Linked DNA regions of Mus musculus: region 1 is linked to region 2. A link is a loop called in an ENCODE intact Hi-C map of the cell type or tissue named here. Cell type or tissue: heart. All regions are shown on one strand. Each heading gives the region's core, and the rest is flanking DNA. Links, peaks and the distances in the headings are about the cores only.

Region 1 (11,079 bases), core at 1,789-9,788, 55 kb before region 2:
GCCGGAATCAAACTCAGAGATTCACTTGCCTCTACCTCCGGAGTTCTGGGATTAAAGGTGTGTACCACCAACACCCTGCATTTTTTTCTTTTTAAAATTATTTGTACTTAGGTGCTTCTGTGAATAGATATATGCACTTGTGTGCAGGTGCCTGGGAAGCCAGGGGTGTGGATTCCTGCTGGGCCCCTCAATTCCTGTCCTCTGTGAGAGCAGCACAGACTCCCCACTGCTGGGCCATCTCTCCTGCCCTGGTTTTTGTTTGTTTGTTTGTTTGTATATTAGAATTCAAGTGAGGGGGCTGGAGAGATGGCTCGGCGATTAAGAGCACTGACTGCTCTTCCAAAGGTCCTGAGTTCAAATCCCAGATACCACATGGTGGCTTACAACCATCCGTAATAAGGTCTGACGCCCTCTTCTGCTGTGTCTGAAGACAGCTACAGAGTACTTAGAATTAATAATAAATAAATCTAAAGAAAAAAATTCAAGTGATATCTATTTATTTACTTATTTATTTATTTTCATTCATTCATTCAATCATTCATTCATTTTCACTAGTGGGTCTCTGAGCACAGCCCTGCCTATCCCGGAAGTCACTCACTGTGGAGATCAGACTGACCTTGAATTCACTGGACCTGCCTACCTTTGTGTACACCTCCGGCCCAGCTCTTTGTCCCGTTTTGAATAACAGAAGGGAGCCGGTTTCCTGTTTAAGCTGGTAGGCTTGGCCTCTAGACTCCAAGTGTATTTGGAGGCGCTCTGTTGCTCATCGACATTCCGGGTTTTCCATGGTAAGACCGACCCTGCCATCCTAACAGGTGCCAGCCTGGTAAAGTACGTGCAGGTGCGTGGGAAGGATTGCAGCAAAATTAACTTCCTCTTCCGCTTTGATGTGGTGCTGTGATTTGAACCCAGGGCCTTGTGCATTCTAGACAAGCCCTCCACCACTGACCTAGATTCTCAGTCAAGAGGTGGCAATGGACCAACCCATCTGTCACAACCAGGCCCCTCCTGCATTCAGACAACACGGAGGCTTGCTTGCCAGGTGGCAGGTGGCATTGTATGAATCCTCTTAACTGCCTCAGGTGACGGAGCCTTTTTTGGAATCTTTGTGACTTACCAAGAAAATACCTCCTATTTAGAGATGAACTCTCTGGGTTCAGAGACGGGTGTTCCCTCGTTCACCTCTCAGTACGCAGTTGAGCCACTTACCTATCTTGTGCTGTATCGGCAATCGCAAAGGATTATTTTAGTTTTAATCTGGGCTGCTTGGATTTAGAATGGCTGCTACCTGTCCGTAGGAGCGAGGAGCTCGATGGTGTCATATGCCAAACCCGAGCTAGGAGACACAGAGTTCTCCCAGACAATTACGGGACCACGCTGGAAGACTCTCGTGGAAGACTCTTTGTGAGATATCTAACCTTCACTGTCAACTTGACTGGATTTTAAGTTACCAAGATCGGGGAGACCCCTCTGGTTGTGTCTCTGGGGGCAGGCATTCCCAGACGTGTGGTTACCTTCCGTGTGGTATCGCTATCCGTGGGCTTGGGAGAGGTAACAGAGAGAGAAGGAAAACCAGTCTAGAGCTGGCATCATGGCAACCCAACACCTACCCCATTCCGGGCTGGCCGTAAAGTGAGCCGGTCTCCACCATTTGACTTCTGCTGGACAGCTTGGACAGCTTCCTGCTTCCTCAAGCTGAGTTGCACCTGGCACCTGGCAACCACGCCTCCCTTTTGTCTGAATGCAGGAATAGCTCGTAGTCCCAGTAGTCCCATCGCCACCTCTTGATTGCAGCTGTTCCCTGAGTGATCCATCTTCCCCTTCACACCTCAGGCCTTATCTTTACTCAGTCAGCCTTGCTGTTTCTGCTGCCCGCCTTGAGGCTTCTGATACCGTCTCCATTGAGATTTGATGTGCTCAGTGGCATGAGCCCCAGGTAGCATGTCCTGTCTGATCCCTGTAGCTCCTAGGAGTGGCTGTGAGGTTTCCCAGTCACTCCCAACCTTTGCTGACCATTCCTTCAGTGCACAGGCTCTGTGTCCAGGGCATGCGGCTGAAGATGCCCACGCCCTGTCTTACTCAGTCTTGTGGACCCGCTGAGTCGGGGGCTGCGTTTGGGGAAGCTGCTGTCTGTTTCCTTTTCCTTGCGTAGAGCTCGCTATTGGTAGGAGCTGTTTAACTAACCCTTTTCTTTCAGTCCCTTCTCCCCCTCCTTTAGCTATTTATTTGTTGAGTTTCTACTTCTATTTTTTAAATCAACATAGACAATAAGTGTCATTAGTCATATTCACCCATCCATACCTCTCTCTGTGCCTCCTTGTCCCCGCCTTGTCTCTGTTCCTTGCTGTCCCATTTCCTCGTTACCCTCCCCAGACCTTTCCCTCCATCTCATAGTCCTCTTTCTGGGTTTGGGCCTCTGCTCACGCTCTATCCTACACGTGCACATATAGAAACATGTAAAGCTGGGATCTGCATTCATGTGTGCGTTACAGTTGGCATCACATGTCAACCTGACTCACCTGGAAGGAGGGACTCTCAAGTGAGGAATTGCTCTCATCTGGTTGGCCAGGAGGCATGCCTGTGGGACATTTCCTTTACAGTAGTTGAGGGCATGGGGGCCCAGCCCACTGTGGGTGGTACAGTCCCTAGGCAGTTGGGCCTGGGTTGTAATAAGAAAGGGAACTGAGCAAACCTGTAAGTAGTGTTCCTCCAGTGTTGCCCTAGGACACTCTTGTCTTGATGTCCCTCCATGCTGGATTCTAACCTGTACGCCGAATCAAATCTTTTCTCCCCTAAGTTGCTTTTGGTCATAGTATTTAGTTAAAGTAACAGAAGCAAACTAAAGCAATGTATTTTTCTTTCTGGGTCTGGGATACCTAAATAAAATATAGTCAGACCCATCCATCTTCCCGAAAAGTTCATGATTTACTTTGTCTTTATAGCTGGATGAAATCCCACTGTCCAGGGGAACAACATTTTAGGTAGGGGTTATGTAAGCGTCTTCTAAATATTAACATAGTAACCTCTACCACCAGCCTTTGGAGTGGTGAATACTGCTCTTTTCCAGGGTGAAGCAGACTGTGAGCAACAGAGTCCGCTCAGCCCAGCCTCCTCTGCTGAAGTGCATCGTGGTGTCCAGGTTTACCCTTACCCCAGCTCACGAACCCAAAGGGAATACTGAGTTGTAGCAGAGCGAGTGAGCCACCTGTGGCGCCAGCAGGGTCTGAGCTGGCTCACCTCTTTCATAATAGTGTCCATTACCCCAAAGCCAAGTCAGAGGTTAATGTTTACAACGCTGGAGATGTTAAGACCTTTGTCCGGGGTCACAGCCAAACTGCAGCAGAGCAAGACCCAACTCCCCCAGACCTGGAGATCTTGAAGTTAATCTAATCTACTGCTTGTCTGCATGAGATGTGGATAGACACTGGACACTTGCTGGCCTGATAGAGGAAAAGTGGACACAAACACCTGAAAGCTTGCTCTTGGTGAAAGATGTCCGAGGGAGGGTGACCAGGAGTAGTGGGTGGGTTCTCTTAAGACTCAGCCTGGAAAAGGCCTCAGATCATGGAGAGAATGTAGCCACTTAGCGGGGCTGTGAAGAAGCCGCTTGTCCTCAAGATCAGAGCATTTTGAAATTAAGGGAGGGGGGATCGGAGCGTCTCTTTCAGAGTTGAGCACACCAATGTCGGTCTGTGCCGTGGTCCCATGTAACTAGGGCTATTGGACCTGGAGGTATAGGCTCCTCAGTGATGGTTCTCAGAGAACTTCTGACACAGGAAAAGTGGGCAGATGCTGAGGCTGTAAGGCTGGTGGGGGAGCTGGGCTCTGGATGTGGGGCCCCAGACTGTGGTCAGTCTCCCAGGAGATTGCTGCACACCCGAAAGTTGAGGAGCCGCAGAAGGCAGGGCCTTGAGAGCTTTGATCCCGTTCTGAAGGTTTCACAGAAGCAAAGCAGGTGTGGGGCATGCTTACAATTCCAGCATCTGGAGGCAGAAGATTTTTGTCTCAAAACAAAACAATACCCAAACAAAAACAATCACTAAAACAAAACAAACAACAACAACAACAACAGATCCCCACATGGTGTCTATGACCCACCATGGAGAGAGAGAACTGACTCCTGAGGTTGCTCTTTGACCTCCACTCCCACCACATAAGATTTATTTTAAATGAATACATGTTTTTTAAAAAAGAGAGAAAGCTTTCCTTCACTGCTCTTTTCCCTCAGCCCCCCCCCCCCCCCCCCCCCCCCCCGCTTCTCCTCTTAACTAAAAATGGCTGCCCTTGTGGCTGTAATGAGGGCCTCCAACTGAGTCACGGCCTGCTTCAATGACCTCACAGCTGGGCATTAAATAAGCACTTGGTAGAATCATGGGCGAGCGCGCGCGCGCGCGCACACACACACACACACACACACACACACACACTTTGCAAAATGCCACATAATTAATTATTTTCCTTATTTTCCTCTCTGCTGCACAGCACTTCCTTTATGCACATGCTAACAGGTGAAACTTCCAAAGGCTTAGACTCTCACACCTGTGGCACACTGATAATCTCTCCTCTAGCCACTATAAAGCAACAAAACCGCCAGTCACAGTCGAGACCTATTTAACTGATTTAGGGACCATGATGGACCATAGCCACACCAAGCAGACCCCTCTGCTGTGAGAAGGTACCACTGAGGACCCCTGGTCACCTGTCTTCCCGTCTTAGATCCTTCCTCCTCCATAGACCTGGCTCCGTCTCCCTTGCTGCTTGTTATTCTGTAGGACAGGGGACTCCCAGAACCCATTAAGTTGAATGCCTAGCCCCCTAGTATTGTAGACTGTGATTGTACTTTGAGATAAGATCTCTAAAATAGGTAATTAAGAGTGAATTGTCTGATTGTGATAAACTTTTTAATTCAAGGTTAGTGTCCAGATTTCCTCTTTGTATTTGTGGACACTCCATACCGTGGACATTTATTTGGATGCCGGGAATCAGAGAGGATCACGTCAAGACGCTGGGTTGGGGTGGGAGTGCGGGGGTGGTGGCGGTGGTGGGGGCCACACCTAACAGGAAGTAGAGGCCTCAGAAGAAACCAGCTCAGATGCCACCTTCATCTTGCTTTTCCAGCTTCTGCAACTGGGAGGGAGTAATTCTCTCTTCGTTTGCAGCCACTTGGACTGTAGTTCACAGTAGCCAGGGCAGATGAATGGAATCCACATGCCTCCCAGAAGCCACGGATACATGAAGTGTCCCGTTGTCCTTAGCTGGGGCCGTTGTTCTGACCTGTCCCCTGTCTGCTGAGCTTGCCTGAGATTCTCCCTCTGTCTCGGCAGCTCTCACCACACAGCTTCTCCCTTTCCCTTCAGAGTTCACGAGTCAGGTTCTGCTGTAATTCCAGAACGTCTTCCGACGTGGAACCGACTCCCAGCCACCCTTCAGAACGCTGTTGTTGATTAAACTGAAGAAGGAAAGCTCTGTCTCTGGACAAGCAGTCTCAGTGTTCTAAGCAAATTATAGCTTTTGAACCTGGGTCACTGTTATTGTTGGTCCTGGTCCCCCGGCGCCTGTGGGGTGTGTCGTGTGTCTTTGCAGGAGGCTGTCCGGTGTGTATGCTTTTTTGTGTTCTTCCAGGCTATGAACCAACATGGGCTCATACTCTGCAGTTTCTCTTCAACATGCAAATGCTCCAGACTGGTTTGCTTTGGGGAAAACCCCAGTCAAGTCCTTGGGGGATCCGATATTAGCAGTGACGAAAGAAAGAGAGAGAGAGAGAGAGAGAGAGATGGCTCCATTGTGCTCTTTGGCTGCCCCCAAATCCTCTGTCCTGTGCTCCTTTAAGTATATAGCACAGCACTGTTTTTCCGGAAAGTGTTTGTAAAGGGAAGATTAGTCCCTTGGGTTAAGGCAGAACAGGGTCTCTCGTCTTCCCTCTCTCGGGTGGATGGCTGGCCACTTCTGCTGCCAACTGTCCCCTAGTAAGATGAAGGCTTTTGAAGGGAAATTCCACCAAGCAGCCCCATCATCTCTGCTCCTTGGGAGGGATTCCTCACTTGGGAGGAGGAGTTTCATTTTCTAAGAGTCCCTTCCAGGAAGGATAAGGTGCAGCCGGACAGGATTTCCCACAGAGCTGGTAGCTTAGGGGCATGGGAGAGGGAGTTAGTGGCCTTTGATTTCTGGGAATTGACTTCTTTTAAGGGCAAACCTCGGTGCTTAAGTGTCAGCTAGCACCGAACATTGTCAGGATGCGGGAAAGGCCGGCAGCCATGATGGTTTTTTGATGGTCCCTTCAAACCTTGACTGGCCAACTTTAGATGACCCTGAAGCCATTGTGAGTCCCTGTGGAAGGCTGCCAGATGCAACTCTTTTAGGGTCTCCAGCAAAGCACGCAGTGTGCATTTCATTTCCTCTCTCTCGGGTCCGGAGATCCATTTCCTGGTAAGCATTTCAAGGGAAGAGAAAGCTGAACTTGAATGAAAATTTTAAGGATTCCAGTAGCAAGTGTCGTGCCTGCAGTGTCCTTCCTGAGGAGTAATTTGGAGTCTTAGGCAAGAAGCAGCCTGGCCCTGTGTGTCCCGTAGCTCCCCAGGAACTGGCATTGGCAGTGGGCAAGTGTTAGTTAGCCCAGACTTCCTCCCTGGGCCTTACTTCCGTAGGCCTTCTCTGACACAGGCGTCTCCCGTCTCTGTACTCGAGGCTTTTTTTTTTTTTCTTTCTTCCTTCCTCCCTTCAGGCTGTCGAGATGGCTCAGAGGTTAAGAGCACTGACCGCTTCTGCTGAAGGGACTGAGCAAGCAGAGTTGACCAGAGAGAGCAGAGGTCCTAAATTCAATCCCCAACAACCAAATGAAGGCTCACAACCATCTATACAGCTACAGTGTACTCATATACCTAAAACAAAGAAACAAAGAAACAAATCTTTTTTCCTTCCTTCACACCCAGCAAATTGACCCGTGTTCCAACATCCACAAAAACCCGTGCCCAGTGAGGCTGTCTGGGCTGTAGGTTGTGGGTCACCTTTTCTCCAAAGGCAGAGGTGTCTTACCCCGCAAGAGTGGCTTCTGAGATCTGTAAGGGATGCAGACCTTGCAGGCAGCTTTCCTAAGGGAAGGGAGAGTGCCATCCGTAACCTGGTTAGTGGCTTGCCACCGGCAGCAGTCTTCTGTCTCCAGCTGAGGACACTGTGCACTGTGGCACGGAGGGTGAGGTGCTACCAGCCGCAACCTGAACAAAAGGGACGGGCGGGGTGCCCAGTTCCCGGCTGCAGCAGCTCCAAGTCCAAGGCTGGGAGAGAGATGTGCTTATGATGGGCTTCATGCACAGTCGGTACGGTCAGAGAACAGCTTCCTGTGGGATGTGGTGGTTTACTGTGCACAAGTTGTGCTTGCCTGCCCCAGGTCCCCCCAAAGTGCAGTTTCTGAAGCATGCATACCACACTGCACAAACAGCCAAACTCAGTTTCTCACCCGCTGCCAGATTCCTTAGAGATCTGGCGTCTGTTTTGATGGTAGGGGGAAGGGTCAGTGCTTTCTGTACCAGAGTCTCCTGTGGGTTTGTGTTCTTATGTGATGCTTATGCTGTGTGTGTGTGTGTGTGTGTGTGTGTGTTAGGAATTATACCTACAGACTCCCGAATGCTGGCAGACACCCTACCATGGAGCCACACCCCAACCATTACTCCTCTTTTTAAAAGGAAGTGGTCACTTCGACAGGCTCTCTCTCCTTGCTCCTTCCCCACAAAGGAGGAAGACAACCCTGCCCTGATTTACCATGAAATCCAAGGATCATGGGAATGGATGGTTATCTGAGATGAGAGCTAACCTCCCTCCCTCCCTCCCTCCCTCCCTCCCTCCCTCCCTCCCTCCCTCCCTCCCTCCCTCTCTCCCTCCCCCTTAACTCCTCTCTATGTCTTCTAGGCTGGCCATGAGCTTGATATGTAGTTGAGCCTGGCTTTGACTTGATCTTTTTGCCTTCACTTCCTAACTGCTGGGGTTAAAGGTGTGAACCAGCTTTCCCTTACTCTGTTAAAAATCCTTTCCCTCCTACCAGGTGACCTGGTGCACTTGGGAGTATCCTTGCCAAGTATCCTTGGCTTTTGGGGCTTGCATCCTGACCTGTAGACCGGATAATGTAGATATCTGGTATATGCTTTACCAGGGTTAACAATAAATGACAACTTACTGCTTTTTGAGCAGGTATCCTCAAAAATGAACTAATACAACCATTGCTTTTTTTTTATGTAGGATAATGGCTGTTTATAGTAGTCATCTGAATTGGTCAGTTGTGAGGTTCAATGGAACATGGGGGTGGTGGTGGGGTGACAGGTACCTAAGACATCCATGTGTAGTCCTGTCTCCTGGAGCCAGGGGGTGGGGGTGGGGTGGGGCCTGGGGGTGAAAGGGGGTGAGTTTAGCCAGTGATTAGAAGTGAGCAGCTGGCTTTAGAGGCTAGAGGCCGGGCAAGCATAGTGCTCAGACAAACTCAGGGGAACTGCCAAGTATCCAGGTTTCAAAGACACCCTGAGAGGCCGGGAGGCCTCTGGGACCTCAGGTCTCTGTGTTCTTAGTTAGCTGAACCACCTGGCTGTTCTGTTGGGGTGACATGTTTGGTGCCAACACTTGCCTATGTCCTGCGGTGGGCAGTGTGAGACACTGGACCTGGGAGACTCCTGAAGCCTTGGGGTCTGCTCAGGGGGCAGAGTCGGGCAGTGAATTCCGATGTTAGGAGTAAGTTTGTGTTCAAAAAAGAAGGAGACCACACTCCAGTGCAAGTGTCCAGACAAGGCCAGCTGTCCTTTTGATCAAGAGAGTGTTCCCTGGAGGGCAAACAAAGACAGACAATAAGTGTATTTAGATTTATTGTAAGGCAGGTTGTGACTGCCATTTCCCCTTGGCTGGGGTCCAACCTCACAGCTGGGTAGTCTGAAAAACCTGCACACAGGTAATGAACGAAGGGGAGGGAGGCACACTGCTCCAAAGAGAGCCTTTGTGCAAATAAGGGCTTTAGTGTGTATGTGTGCGCGCGTGTGTGTGTGTGTGTGTGTGTGTGTGTGTGTGTGTGTGTGTAAAACATTTGCATAAAAGTCTTAACCAGGCAGGAGAGATAAAATGACTTGAATCTCGTGTCCTAAACACAGTTCTATAGCATTTGACAGAAGAGACTCTTACTTGGTATTTTCTTCCCTTTGGTGTGTGGGAACTCCGTGTCTGAGGGCCTGGGGTTCGGGGTGAGTTTGCTCTAGTTGAGCAGTCCTTCCTTCTTGGTCATGTTCTCTTTGAGTTAGGATCTTGTTTTGTTGTTGTTGCCTTTAAATGTGTATGGGTATTTTGTCTACATGTATGTCTGTGCACCACGTGTGGTATGTATGTGCATTGCCTGTAGAAGCCAGAAGGGGACATTAGATCCCCTGGAACTGGAGGTGTAGCCCTGTGTGAATTGCCATGTGTGTGCTGGGAATCACAGCCTAGTCACCTCTCTACCCACCATCAAGTAGTATTTTTTTAATTAATAATTTTATTTATTTACATTCTAGGTGTTGCTCCCCTTCCCGGTACTCTGTCCCATAGTGCTTCATCCCTCCCCCGCCTCCGCCTCCTTTGTCTCTGAGAGGTGCATCCCCCTTCCTGGGGCCTCAAGTCTCTATAGGATTAGGCACATCCTCTCCCACTGAGGTCAAAAAATGTCTGCATCCCTCTCAGTCAGCTGCTGGTTAGGGCCCTGGAATCTTCTCTCAGCATCCTGTTCATCCTGTAGCCTGGATGAAGGACGAGGGAAGTCATGGTTGATGTTTCCCGATTCCCCTTGCTTCTCCCAGCTCTGCTCTCTCCCATCCTTGGGACAACTTAATGCTCTCTACCCAACACACTCAGCACACGTGGGTTGGTAAGGACGTCCCGGGAATGCAGTGGACTGCAGGGCTTCTGCTCTCCGTGCTGCCTTTGATTGGGACACGCTGGCCCCCAACTTCTCATTTAAGGAGCCCTGCCTCTTGCTGTCTAAGCTATCTCCCCACCCCACCACCTTGTGGCTCCCTGTTGGTTCACTGTGTAGAACCTGTCCTTCTGAGCCTGGCTCTCTTCAGTATCCTGGAATGTGAGTTGCATAGAGACCATAATCTGTGGTCTAGAACTCTTGGAAAGAGCCTTTTGCATAGTACATGCTTAAGGCGTCAATTCCAATGAATTGTTATGATTTCAGCTTCCTGGAGCCTTGCCTTCAGATTCCTGGAGAAGGACTGAGATGCAGGACTACTTGCTATCATGTGCTGTGGCTGTGGGGTGGCTGAGGGCCCTAACCCTAGGGGTCAGGAGTAAGTGCCCCTCTGACTTTGGCCAACTTGAAGGGACACAGCGGAGGTGATACTGTACTGTCTCTTGTGGGTTAGGAATGTCTTCCACAGTTCTTGTCCCAGGCTGGTGGGGGGCTGCGTCTGTGGTGTCCTCCTCCTCTTTCCAGTAAGGCACAGGCACGCTGGACCAGAAGCCTGGCTAGAGTTCCCTCTGGGTTAGCTTGGAGATGGTATTCAGAAAGCTGGGTTTGGTGGTGGGATGGTGGGGACTAGGCAATCAATCCAGCCTGCGGATGACAGCCCAAGCATGAATCAAGGTCTCCTTCACTCCATTGCTTCTGTCTGACATACCCTGTTTGCAAGGGTCTCCTTTACTCCATTGCTTCTGCCTGGCATACCCTGTTTGCAAGGTCGCCTTCACTCCATTGCTTCTGTCTGGCAGGCCATGTGTGAGTCAAAGTCTCCTTCACTCCATTGCTTCTGTCTGGCAGACCCTGTTTGTGTCCTCCTTAGTTGCTTTAGTTTTTCCAACTCTGTGCACAGTTGTGGCTCCGTGGAATATTTTACAGTGAAATTGGAGAAGGGCATCGTCACCGTTGTTGTTGTTGTTAATTTAAGGAAAGCCATTTCAGAAAATGCCCCGAAGTTCATTGTAGAGTTTTTCCTCTTCTCTTTATTTTTTACCACATAAACCCTTTAGTAGATGGCCGAGGGAGACTGGTCAAAGGGTTTTTTTGTTCTCCGAATCTGTGGCTATTCTGGATGAGGGTTGTATGTTTGTAACTGCCCTGATGCTTCAAAGCGT
Region 2 (11,079 bases), core at 1,856-9,855:
CTCACTCTGTGAGCCTCTAAGGCACATCATTAGTGTTCTCTCCTCAGGCGGTGCTGCCCTGTGCATTGTGGGATGCCGAACACCAGAGTCCTTTATCTCGGAGTCTTGCACGCTGCCTGCTTTCTGTTATCTGCAAACACTGGCCTCATAGTGGTCCTGCTCTGTTGCCTTTTATGGTGGAGCAGGAGGAGTGGGCTGGTGTGGTATGGGCTTGTTAGTCCAGATGTTTATAAACTACAGAGCTGGAAGCTCTGTCTGTATAGTGCAGGGTACGGTGGCAGGACTTGCTGGGCATAGTCCTTACCTTCCCTCGGGGCAGACGGAGTGACCACATGTGTCAGAAGAGGGTCCATAGGTTTTGTCTTGAGTCACACTGCTGTTGTCGTGGAAGGTGACAGGCACAGTACTTGAGGGTCTTGTGGGAACAGATATGGCCTCCTTGAAAGGGACACTACAGCTTCAACTCTGCCCTTTTTATTTTAATTTTTTTTTGCCTGTGTTCACTCTGAAGTCACAGCAAATGATGTTAAAACATTTCTGACAGTAAAATCATCACTTCACTGACTGAAATGAATTTCCATCCTGTTCCAGCTTTTAAGGCACCTTTCTGGGTTTAATGTTTGTAGCGGGTGGCTATCTCCTTTCCGGTTCTCAAAGGTGAGTTGGCTTGTTTTCAGAACATTCAAAGCACAAAACAAAGTCTTGATCCAATACACGGATCGTTTCAAACACAGCCCGCCCAGATATGCCGCACTCACCACATTCTGTAGCCACCGCTGCCATTGTTCCTGGAATCCCTTTCATCTTGCAAACCCAAACCTCTGTAGGCACTGGATACCGACTCCCACTCTCCATTCCACCCTGGTCCCTAGCAACCACCATCCTGATTTCTAGCTCTGTGAGCTGGACCACTCTCCAAGCACCTGATTTAACGGACTCCTGGAGTGGTTGTCCTTTTACAGCTGGTGTATATATATATATATATATATATATATATATATATATATATCAGTATCACTTTGAGTAATGAACTTGGTCATGACTCTTCAGGACCAGTTCCTGTGGGAAAATGGCAGTGCGGCCACATGAGTGGTCGTGATGACGTGTCTGCTGCTCCTTCGAGAAAAAGGAAAGGGTTTCAGAGATTCTTTCCTGTCTGCTCTAAGCTCTGAGAAAGCACCATCTTACCTGTTTGTATGTCCTCGTCTCTTCCCCTGCACTCCCCAGGGACTCATTAGTAGCAGACAGTTATTGTCTCTGTCCCCATCTCCAGGAGGTTACAGATGTTAGTCTATCTACATCTGCTTGATAAACTAGTCTTTGAGCCCGAAGGAGTGGGGAGATACAGGGTTTGGAAAAAGTAACTTGAAAATGACCATGTTTCCTGTAGAGGGCCACCTGTGCTGTGTTCCCTGTAGAAGGCCACCTGTGCTGTGTTCCCTGTAGAGGGCCACCTGTGCCGTGTTTCCTGTAGAGGGCCACCTGTGCCGTGTTTCCTGTAGAGGGCCACCTGTGCTGTGTTCCCTGTAGAGGGCCACCTGTGCTGTGTTTCCTGTAGAGGGCCACCTGTGCTGTGTTCCTTGTAGAAGGCCACCTGTGTTGTGTTCCCTGTAGAGGGCCACCTGTGCCGTGTTTCCTGTAGAGGGCCACCTGTGCCGTGTTTCCTATAGAGGGCCACCTGTGCCGTGTTTCCTGTAGGGGGCCACCTGTGCCGAGTTTCCTGTAGAGGGCCACCTGTGCTGGGCCTTTCTCTCCATGGCCTTGTTCTTCTTCTTGGGAAAGGTTAGGGATTGGTGCTTCTGAGAAGTGTGGTACACGGTGCAGTGTGCAGTACTTAGACTGCATGGCCTGAAGTCCATTGTTCTTTTTCTCTCTTGGCAGAAGCAATGCTCCCTACTGATTTATTACTTACAGGCGTCCTCAAAGCTTCAAACATGGCTTTGAGGGACAGGAATGAGTGAGGGAACCACTCATTTTGCAATATTAAAACGTCTGCATTGTTACTTATAGTTTATGATGGGTGACCAGCCACCCACACAAGAGTGATACTTTAGTAAACACACAACCTTAGGGTGAAAAGTAAAATTGCATTCATACACACACATACACATACACACACACACACACACACACACACACACACCACAGACTCACAAGCATGCCAGGCACATGCAAACACACACAAGACACATGCAGAGAAATGCACACATAGACACATGTGCACATACACATACACACACAGACATACATACACAGACATACACTCATGCACTCACACGTGCACACACACACACACACACACACACACGTTACCGTGCATGTTTGGGGGTCAGATTACAGTTTCCGGGGCTCCCCACTCCCTTCCAGCATTGGGGTTCCAAGGGATCACTCAGCTTGTCTTGGAAACTGCCGCTTTTACCCACAAGCCACCTCGCAGGCCCAGTATTTTCCTTTTGACTGATTCTCAGTAAAACTATATGCCATTATACGCCATGGTAAGTCAGGCACTGTCACATTGCTCTATCCAGTTGCTCTTTTGTCCTGACAGAAGGCATATGATGAAAAAAATACTGAACATATAGTCCAAAATGATTGTGCATATAGTTGTTATACAGGAGTCGGTTTTGAGTTCACATGTAAATTTTCATTATTAAACATGCTGTTTTCCAGAAGAAATAAGATATAAACCCATTTTGTAGTTTTGTGTTTTAGAGGCAAACCAGAAAGAAAAACATACCAGGATTCTTAGAGGACCGTAGCCGCTTGTCTCCTTGTCCCTCCCTGAAAGGTTCTCTTCTCACCAACCTTATCTTTTTGGGCTTTCTCACACTGTTGCCTATAACTCAGCTTCACTAGGATTGCTGCGGCCTCTCCTTCTCTTTCCCCCTCATGGGGCTTCTCTTCAAACGTAGGAATTGGTGGCAGAAGGGTGTGCATGAGAGAGAGGTCTTTCTGCTGTCTTGTGGAGCTGTCTTTTCGCTTCGGACAGACTGCCGTGAGCTGTGCAGTGGCAGTTAACCGTGGAGCCGGTTCAGTGGTGCGGGTTTGCTGTCACCCTGTACTGATGGCTCGTACTCGTCAAAACACTTCTTCTTAGCTCATAATTAGGCTTTCTAAAACGTTCCCGAGTACCATGGACACCCGGGGAGCCCTGAGATCCTGCGTCTAGCATCTTTTCTGACATCCTATGGTTGCAGAGCGTGGTTGTCCATGCTTTGACCTGGGCTCCCAAGCCTTTAGAGAGTCCGACCTCAGGGACCCACGGTGGCTTTGAGCAAACCTCGTCTCTGTCCTGGAAGTGGGAGAGGCGAGGGAATGTGGCGGCTCCTGATGAATTGCACTCTCTGGGATCGTCATGTGTGACTGACACTCAGCATGACCTCAGAGCATGGATCCCAGGGCCCTTCCCCGAAGTGGGGGAGTCAGGTGGGGTCACATGCATATCCTCACGGCCAGACAGGCGAGGCTAGTCAGCGTGTGCATGTCTGATGCCTTAGCTGTGGCCTCTGGTAGAAGTGGGGTGAAAGGAAAGCCATCTATCAGGTACCTCATGCAGGTGAATGTTGCGTCGTCCTTCAGAGCTGGACAGATCTGCTAGCCATAGACAGTCAGATAAAGCAAAACAGAAAAGAAATCCCTAAGGTGCCAGACTATCAGACTATAGCGAGAGGCAGGTTGTTGGTTTTGTCTGCGGTTTTTCATTTCCCTGAACCAGTTTCTCTCTCCGGAATGAGAGGGCACAAGCCTGGCCTGGTGCAGCCGTTATTCTCCCGTTATGCTCATCTTATCGCTGGAGGATATTGGGCAGTCCCTGCAGCCTCCCTTTGAGAAACAGCACAGCCGCTTTTAGTTGTGCAATCATGAAGAGGGCGTGACAGCATTACTAAGCATCTCCAGCCAGTAACATCGGGAAAATCCAGGTGGCCTCTGCTTCAGCGAGCTATGCAGTCGCCCTGCATAGCTGCCTGTCCCAGTAATGCCCCGCTTACCTGGAAGCCACCTTATCTAACAGACTGGGGTGGGGTCACGAACACTGCACTCTGAAGGTCCCTCAGGGGTCTACATGCTGCTGCTCTGCCTTGACCCAGTGGTCTCAATACGATAGGGAGTCATGGGGACTAGTGTGCTGAGCCTGGTGACAGGGGACGAGGGAGAATCGACTGAGGAATCCAAGCGCACAGGCCTGAGGCATTCTGGGAGAAGCCTCACACTGAGGGTCGACAGCGGTAAGGGTGAGTTGGTGAGGAATCTGCAGTGTGATCAGGAGGTGTTCACACCTGTATTGGCAGGACTGTTAGACGGGGGTCTCTAGAAGGTTTCTGTGAAAATGGCAGCCGGATACTTCATTAGTTATGAGTCTTCCGCTTTAGTTCTTCTCCCAGTTAGAGAGTGGAGTCTGTCAGGAAGGGACGGCCTCTCGGTGATGTGGGTGACATGAGGCACATGCCGCTGGCCTCAGGGAGCAGGGAGAGATGCGTATGGATGCTCCGTCAGGACTCTTTTTTTTTTGTTGTTGTTCTGTTTTTCGAGACAGGGTTTCTCTGTGTAGCCCTGGCTGTCCTGGAACTCACTCTGTAGACCAGGCTGGCCTCGAACTCAGAAATCCGCCTGCCTCTGCCTCTGAAGTGCTGGAATTAAAGGCGTGAGCCACCACCGCCCGGAAGGACTCACTCTTTATGTGTCCCTGGCCATAGACGGTAGGACGGTGCCACTTACATGGGCGGTGACCCACCTCAGTTAGCCTAACCTAGCAAGCCTGTCAACAGGCAAACCCAGATGTTTCCCTCTGTAATTCCAGATCCTTCCAATCAAGCCTAGCCCTCCCAGACTCCTAAGGGGAAAGCACACCCCACCCGTCCTCCTCGGCAGTCACTTCTGTGGAAGTGAAGGACACTTGTCTCACCACGCTACCCACGTTGATATGTGGCATTTATGTGCATGCTTCTGCTTTACGTTTCATATTTACAGCCAAAAATAATCCAGATAAAAACATAGTTTAACAATGAATGGGCGGGGGTGGGGCGGGGGGAGACTGTTTGCTTTTTAATTTTAATTTTTTTAAATTTATTTTTGTTTATGTTGTACTTACTTGTCTATATGGTACCTCATGCATGCAAGTGCCCACAGAGGCCAGAAGAGGGCATCACGTCCTTCAAAGCTGGCAGTGGAGGTGGTTATGGGCCATCCCAGGAACTGAACCTTGGTTCTCTGCAAGAGCAACTAGTGCTCCCAATCACATATGTGTGTGTGTGTGTGTGTGTGTGTGTGTGTGTGTGTGTGTCTGTCTGTCTGTCTGTCTGTCTCTCTGTATGTGCATATGTATGTATCTGTGTCACCACTCGCAAATAGTCAGAGGGCAGCAGAAGTCATTTCTCTCTTCTGCTATCTGATCTGGTGATTGAACCCAGATCCTTGGACTTGGTGGGAAGAGCCCATACCCACTGAGTCACCTCCTGGTGCACCCGCTGCCTCCTACCCGACCTGACCAGGACGTATCTAAGGATCGTCGTTCCTTTCCCTTCCTGTCTCTCTCCCTCCATCCTCTCCCCGGTGCTGGGATCAAATCAAAGCCGTGCACGTGATCGGCTGATGATGTCTGGCAGAGCCATGGCCTCAGCCCTCGTTCCTGTTTCTGCCCGACGGTTGGTTTCTCACCTGTTCTCCAGGATTTTGACTGGGTTGCATGATAGTCTCCTATAGCACGCTCACGTTGTTCTTTCGATTGTAAACTACAGAAATAAGAACATGGTCTTGTAATACCAGATATTTGGGAGGCCAGAGCAGGGTGTTGTCACAAGTTCAAGTCCAGTTTGGGCAACTTAGTCTCCAAATGAAATGTACAGTGAGGGTTTAGGAGTGCATGTCAATGATAGAGACGAGAGACGAGATTGCCTAGCCTGTGCGAGGTTCCCGGTAGAACCCTAGCCTTCCCCGATTCCCCCCGTGCTCTTAGTTACTCTGCAAATATCCAGTGGGAACAAATGTTAATTGGTAGATTTTCTTTTTAGATTTCAGATGTATATTTTCTACTCTAGAATACTGTTTCATTCTTTTCGATGGTGTCCACTTCTCTCCTAAAATCATCCATCTATCCATTTGTCGTGACCGTGTTCCTCTTTGGCTACATATCCATGATTCCAGCAGTTGTTTTATGTTCCTTTGCTAATCCCACGAGCTGGATATCTATCTGGGCATCTTTCTATTGACACTCACCCTCTGTGACTATGGGTCGCTGTTTTTTTTTTTTTAATTTTTTATTTTTCTCCTTTGCTCGTTGTAACAATCTCTCTACCATGTTGCGTTGGGGGTGTTATACTGCAGGGAGTCTGGATTACAGAGTGTTGGTTTCTGTTTTGGAGGTTGGTCCCTACCAGAGTGGCCCTGTCTGTCTCTCTGTGCATCTCAGCTGCAAGGCGGCTATTTCCATTCTGAACTCAGTCCAAGGGCCTGGCCGACTCTGTAGACAGATCTTTATCACTAATGCATGGCCTTCCTGGCATCGTTATCGAATGGCCGAGGCAGTCAGGAAGAACCTTAGCTCTGTCTGGGCGAACCCTGGCGTTTCATAGCCATTCTGACCTCAGACTCCCACTCTGGCACTCAGCTCTGCCCCTGGACAGCGAAGGCCTTGGCAAAGAGCCATTGGTAAATCCCCACAAAAAATCCCAGGTCTAGCCTCTGTGGCTGTGACCCATAAACTCCACGTGCTTCTCCTGTTCAGAGTGGGCATCTTTTTTCGTTGGTTGGGGAAATGCACTCTGGTTGGGCAGAAAGCCAGGTGAGTCCTGGCCAATACTGAGTTTCCTTCCCTCAGGGCTCGAAGTCCTGCAGTGCCTGCAGTCAGAGTGTGGGGACAGCTGCTTCCTGTGCCGTCCAAGCCAATGGCTGGCTGCATACTGGCGGGCGAGGCCAGCAGACTGGCACCAATTAATCACTCTCTGGTGACAGAGGACAGAGTCTGCCAGTTGTGTCTGTGACTGTCTTCCTCACTGATAATATTAAAGGCACGTCACTGTTCTGTTCTTTGCTTTTTTCCCTCTGATCTCACTGTAGTGAGATGGGTTTTTAAAAATGAAACAGAACATACTAAGTTTGAGACTGATTGCACAGCTCTGGTAGCTTCTGGAACAGCCTGGCTTTCCTTCCCTGCAGTACAGGTGGTCTCAGTGACAGGTAGCCCTGCATGAGAGAGGGTCTGTGTCCCACACAGATGGCCACTGGGGTCTCACTCATCGCTGTGCGCCCTCTGACTGTGATGCTGAGGAGACACATTGCATGCTGTTCTGACTTTTGTTTTCTGTTTAGTTGTTGTGATCAATTTAGGATTAGAGTATGGGATGTCTTTTGTGTGCCTCATTTCATTCTTTACTTGTTCATTTGGGCTTTTAAAATCCAAGGTCTGTCTTTATAGCGCAGCCTGGCCTCTAACTCAACCCTCCTGTCTTTACCTGTAGGGTATAGGGATTACAGGCATGGGGGCCCATGCTTGGTTGTCATCTTACTTTAACTATTAGAACTGGGCATCAAGGCTGGCATTTGGGAGGCTGAGGCAGGCGGACCTTTGTGAGTTCAAGGCTAGCCTGTCGTACGTAGTGAGTTCCAGGACAGTCAAGGCTACATAGACTCAAAATATCAAAAATAACAAAACAAACAAACAACAAAAAAATAAAATCAAGTATTCATTCATAAGTTTGCAGTGTGTTTTCTGCATATAGGATTGACACTTGTTTCAATATAAACGTAGGTGCTAAAAATATTTTCACATAGCCAGTGAAAAGTCAGTGGCCAAAGTCCCTGAGTTCTGTCTCTTTCTGTGGTACCTGTATACTCTCTTCATAATATATAGGCTGCTGTTGTTTTTCTTTCTCTAAACATGGTCTCATTATATAGGCTTACACACACACACACACACACACACACACACACACACACACACACACACAGAGAAATGGGAAAAAAGGGGCTTGAGGCTTTATTGTAGCCCCAGGTTGGGAGAGAGCACTAAACAGAAAATGGTACAGTATGAACCAAATTTTATTATATTTTTTCTTGAATATAGATTTTTTTCTCATATAATATATTCTAATTATAGTTTCCCCTCCCTCCATACCTCCCAGTTCCTCCCTACCTCCCCTCACATCCATATCCACGCTCTTTCTGTCTCTCATTAGAAAACAAACGGGATTCTAAGTGATGATATTAATATAAAACAAAACAATTACACTGGAGTAGAACAGGACAGACAGAAGGAAAAGAACAAGAAAAGGTATAAGAAACAGATAAAGACACAGAGACCCATTGGATCACAGACTCAGGAATCCTATAGAAACACCACCAGATATATACATATATATGTGTGTATGTAAGCATGTATGTATGCATTCACATGGGGGGCAGGGCGTGGTGGTGGAACCTGTAGGGTTAAGAAAAGAGAAAGAAGAGTAAACAAAAGAAACCAAACTCCCCAGCAGGACACTATGAGACAAGACCTCCCAGAGATATGGTTAAGTTCCCTTCCTCTTGGCCACCCTGTTGGCCACGTGGCCTGCCCTTAAGAGTAGTTTGTTTTTCCCAGTGAGATTCCCTTGAAGAAAACTAAATTGTCATTTGCAAGTGGTTATCAATTAGAGATTGCTCTGGACTAGGGATGGGGTGTGAATGCACTTCTACTCTCAGCACTAGACCCGGTCTCGTGCAGACCTGTGCAGACCTGTGCAGACCTGTGCAGACCTGTGCAGACCCGTGCAGACCCGTGCAGCCCTGTGCTCCCATGTATTTTAACTGTAACATCTTTATTACTTTTTTTTGAAAACTTCAACCATGCATGCAGCATATCTTTACCATACCCCTCCCCACTCTTTCTCTAGATCTCTTTCTACCTTTGCCCGACTTCATGTCCTCATTTTTTGCTTTTTTCTTTTTTAAACATGAAATGCCAATTTGTGTTTCTCCTATTTGCATGAGCATGGTGTCGTCCACGGAGTGTGTCTTTTCTCCACCTTGCCTTGCTGGTCTTTACCTTGTTCTGCTGCCTAGGCTGGCCCTGAACTTTCTGCGATCCTCCTGCCTCTGCCTTCCCAGTGTCAGAATTACAGACGGGCCGTCTTATGGTTGGTAACTCATGTTGCATGGAGTTACTTGTATTTTAGTGTTGTTTATATCTGGTTCTCCTTTGCCTTTACATAGCTGCCTGGTCATTCATTACCTGTTGCCTTGGTGTCTACTGCAGTCTCTTTGTTTTCTCTTCATCTGGCAATGTGGTGCACTCCAGCTTAAAGTTAAAAACGAGCTGGAGAGTTGGCTCAATGGTTAAGAGCACTGACTGCTCTTCCAGAGGTCCTTAGTTCAAGTCCCAGCAACCACATGGTGGCTCACAACCATCTGTCATGGGATCTGACGCCCTCTTCTGGTGTATTAGAAGATGGCTACTGTGTATTCATAGAAAATAAATGAATTTTTAACAACAATAACAAAACAAAACAAAAACCCAAGACAAACCGTCTTCACTGTTCCAGGTTCTCGTTCCGACTTTAGCTACTTCTCTCTCCCCTCCAAGATCAGCTTTGGGCCTTCTCTACTTAGCCACCCCACCTTTCTCTCCTCTGTACGTCTCACAAGCTGCTCATTGATCCATGGCACCTTCCTTTGTCCCCTGAAGCTGTTCCTTGTCCCCTGTTCTCCTGCCACCATGCCGGAGAAGGAGACCTTCCCCAGTATCTGTCCACTGCTCTGCTGCCCGAGACCTCAGACTGAATTCATCACAAGTGCTTCTGCCATGTCCCAATTGTGGGTCCTCCTGTGCCTCTGGGCCCTGTCTCTGGCAGATACCCAAGACAGAAGCGCCGCTTCTCTTTCATTTGTGACTCTTGGAGACAAGCGAGGGCCGTTTCCATATACAGGAGGCAGAAGCCATGACCACGTGTACTTAAGTGATATCTGGCCAAGAATTAATAGCACATTCAGTGTTCATACAAATCCTGCATTTTTCTCTACTTCCACCGTCTCCCTACTGAGCTGGTTTACTTTGGTAGGCTGTGGAGTGTCCACTGACATACACGGGGCATGTGGCCATTCATCAATAAGAATGAGTTGATTTTCTCCTGCTTCCTTCACCTCCGTTGCTGTCCTTGAAGATATTGCTGTTGGTGCCAGACATTAGGGCTGTCGTCATGGCTTTTACACCACAGAAGACCCCATGAACATGCGTTTCTCTTTTTCCCGTGCTTGCGAGAGTGTTAGGACAGGATCTGATTCTCCACTCTGCTCATTTATTCCAGGCACTCCGGTTAAGTAACTCGGCCATGGGGAAGACAACCACAGGCCAGATAGTTAACCTGCTGTCCAACGACGTGAACAAATTCGACCAAGTACGTTCCATCTCTGTCAGTTCCTGCCCCAATTTTCCCCCTTTTTAATCTGTTGGAATGTGAGGGTTTTGGTGTAGACTAGGATTTTTTCTGAAGTTGTGACATAGGCACTTTAAAGCCACATCTCAGTTCTGTGTGCAGCATAGGTGTGGTAAGATGTGTTGACCCCATAGAGCCCAGTTTTGCTTTTCTGATGTTGCCTGCAGCACACATCTACAGTGAGTTGGCGGAGAGCAATATTCCTCCCGACTTGGTTAGTGCAGTGATAGTCTCGAGGGGCTACCTCCTCATAGTAATTTTTAGCACATGACAGAGGAGCAGCCAGCTGTCTGTCTGTCTTTCTCTTTTTCTAAAGGACCCAAGTATTGGAGGGCAGGAGTGTGCAGTACAGCCCCCCTCCATGTGGTACCTGGTTCATAGGAACAGTTTGATAGGGCATGTCGCATGGTGCTACCTAGCTAGAATTTACGGCTCTCGCCCACACCCGTTTTTATGGTCGGTCACCTTACAGATTGATCACTCTAGCTTTAGGTCAGATCTGCCCAGCAACCATTCCCCTTTCAGATTTTCATTCATCAGACATACACCTCACCTGCAGAGTGTGGTAGGCGCCATAGCATAGGCTTTTCTGGGGAGACCCAGGGGAGATGCAGTTCACTTGTAGAGCAGAGGGTGGGTTCGCTTCCACACACGAGGAATTAAAGATCGGGAC

Evidence for each region. Peaks named below come from ENCODE experiments on the same cell type or tissue, not always from the same donor. Only the 100,000 strongest peaks of a DNase experiment are listed, where the experiment ranks them.
Region 1: a loop joins it to region 2, with 2.1 times the contacts of the local background. A loop is called at or near these places in 10 of 42 quality-filtered maps.

Annotation. Positions count from the first base shown.
Region 1 is chr14:118,686,678-118,697,756 of GRCm38, reverse strand. The region is part of intron 1 of Abcc4 (ATP-binding cassette, sub-family C (CFTR/MRP), member 4); the gene reads left to right. It overlaps Gm41247 (a long non-coding RNA gene), which reads left to right and starts at 16. Exons shown (of 2, transcript XR_874959.1): 1 at 16-57; 2 at 556-2,655. In heart, for the core only: no CTCF peak of the experiment used is centred there; DNase peaks (open chromatin) are centred at 6,226, 6,616 and 7,236; H3K27ac peaks cover 401 bases.
Region 2 is chr14:118,631,386-118,642,464 of GRCm38, reverse strand. It overlaps Abcc4 (ATP-binding cassette, sub-family C (CFTR/MRP), member 4), which reads left to right. Exons shown (of 31, transcript NM_001033336.3): 5 at 10,278-10,367. Among named protein-coding and RNA genes, the nearest start is that of Gm52104, 5.9 kb to the left of the region's middle. In heart, for the core only: CTCF peaks have their summits at 5,116 (motif pointing right) and 9,415 (motif pointing left); DNase peaks (open chromatin) are centred at 3,955 and 6,844.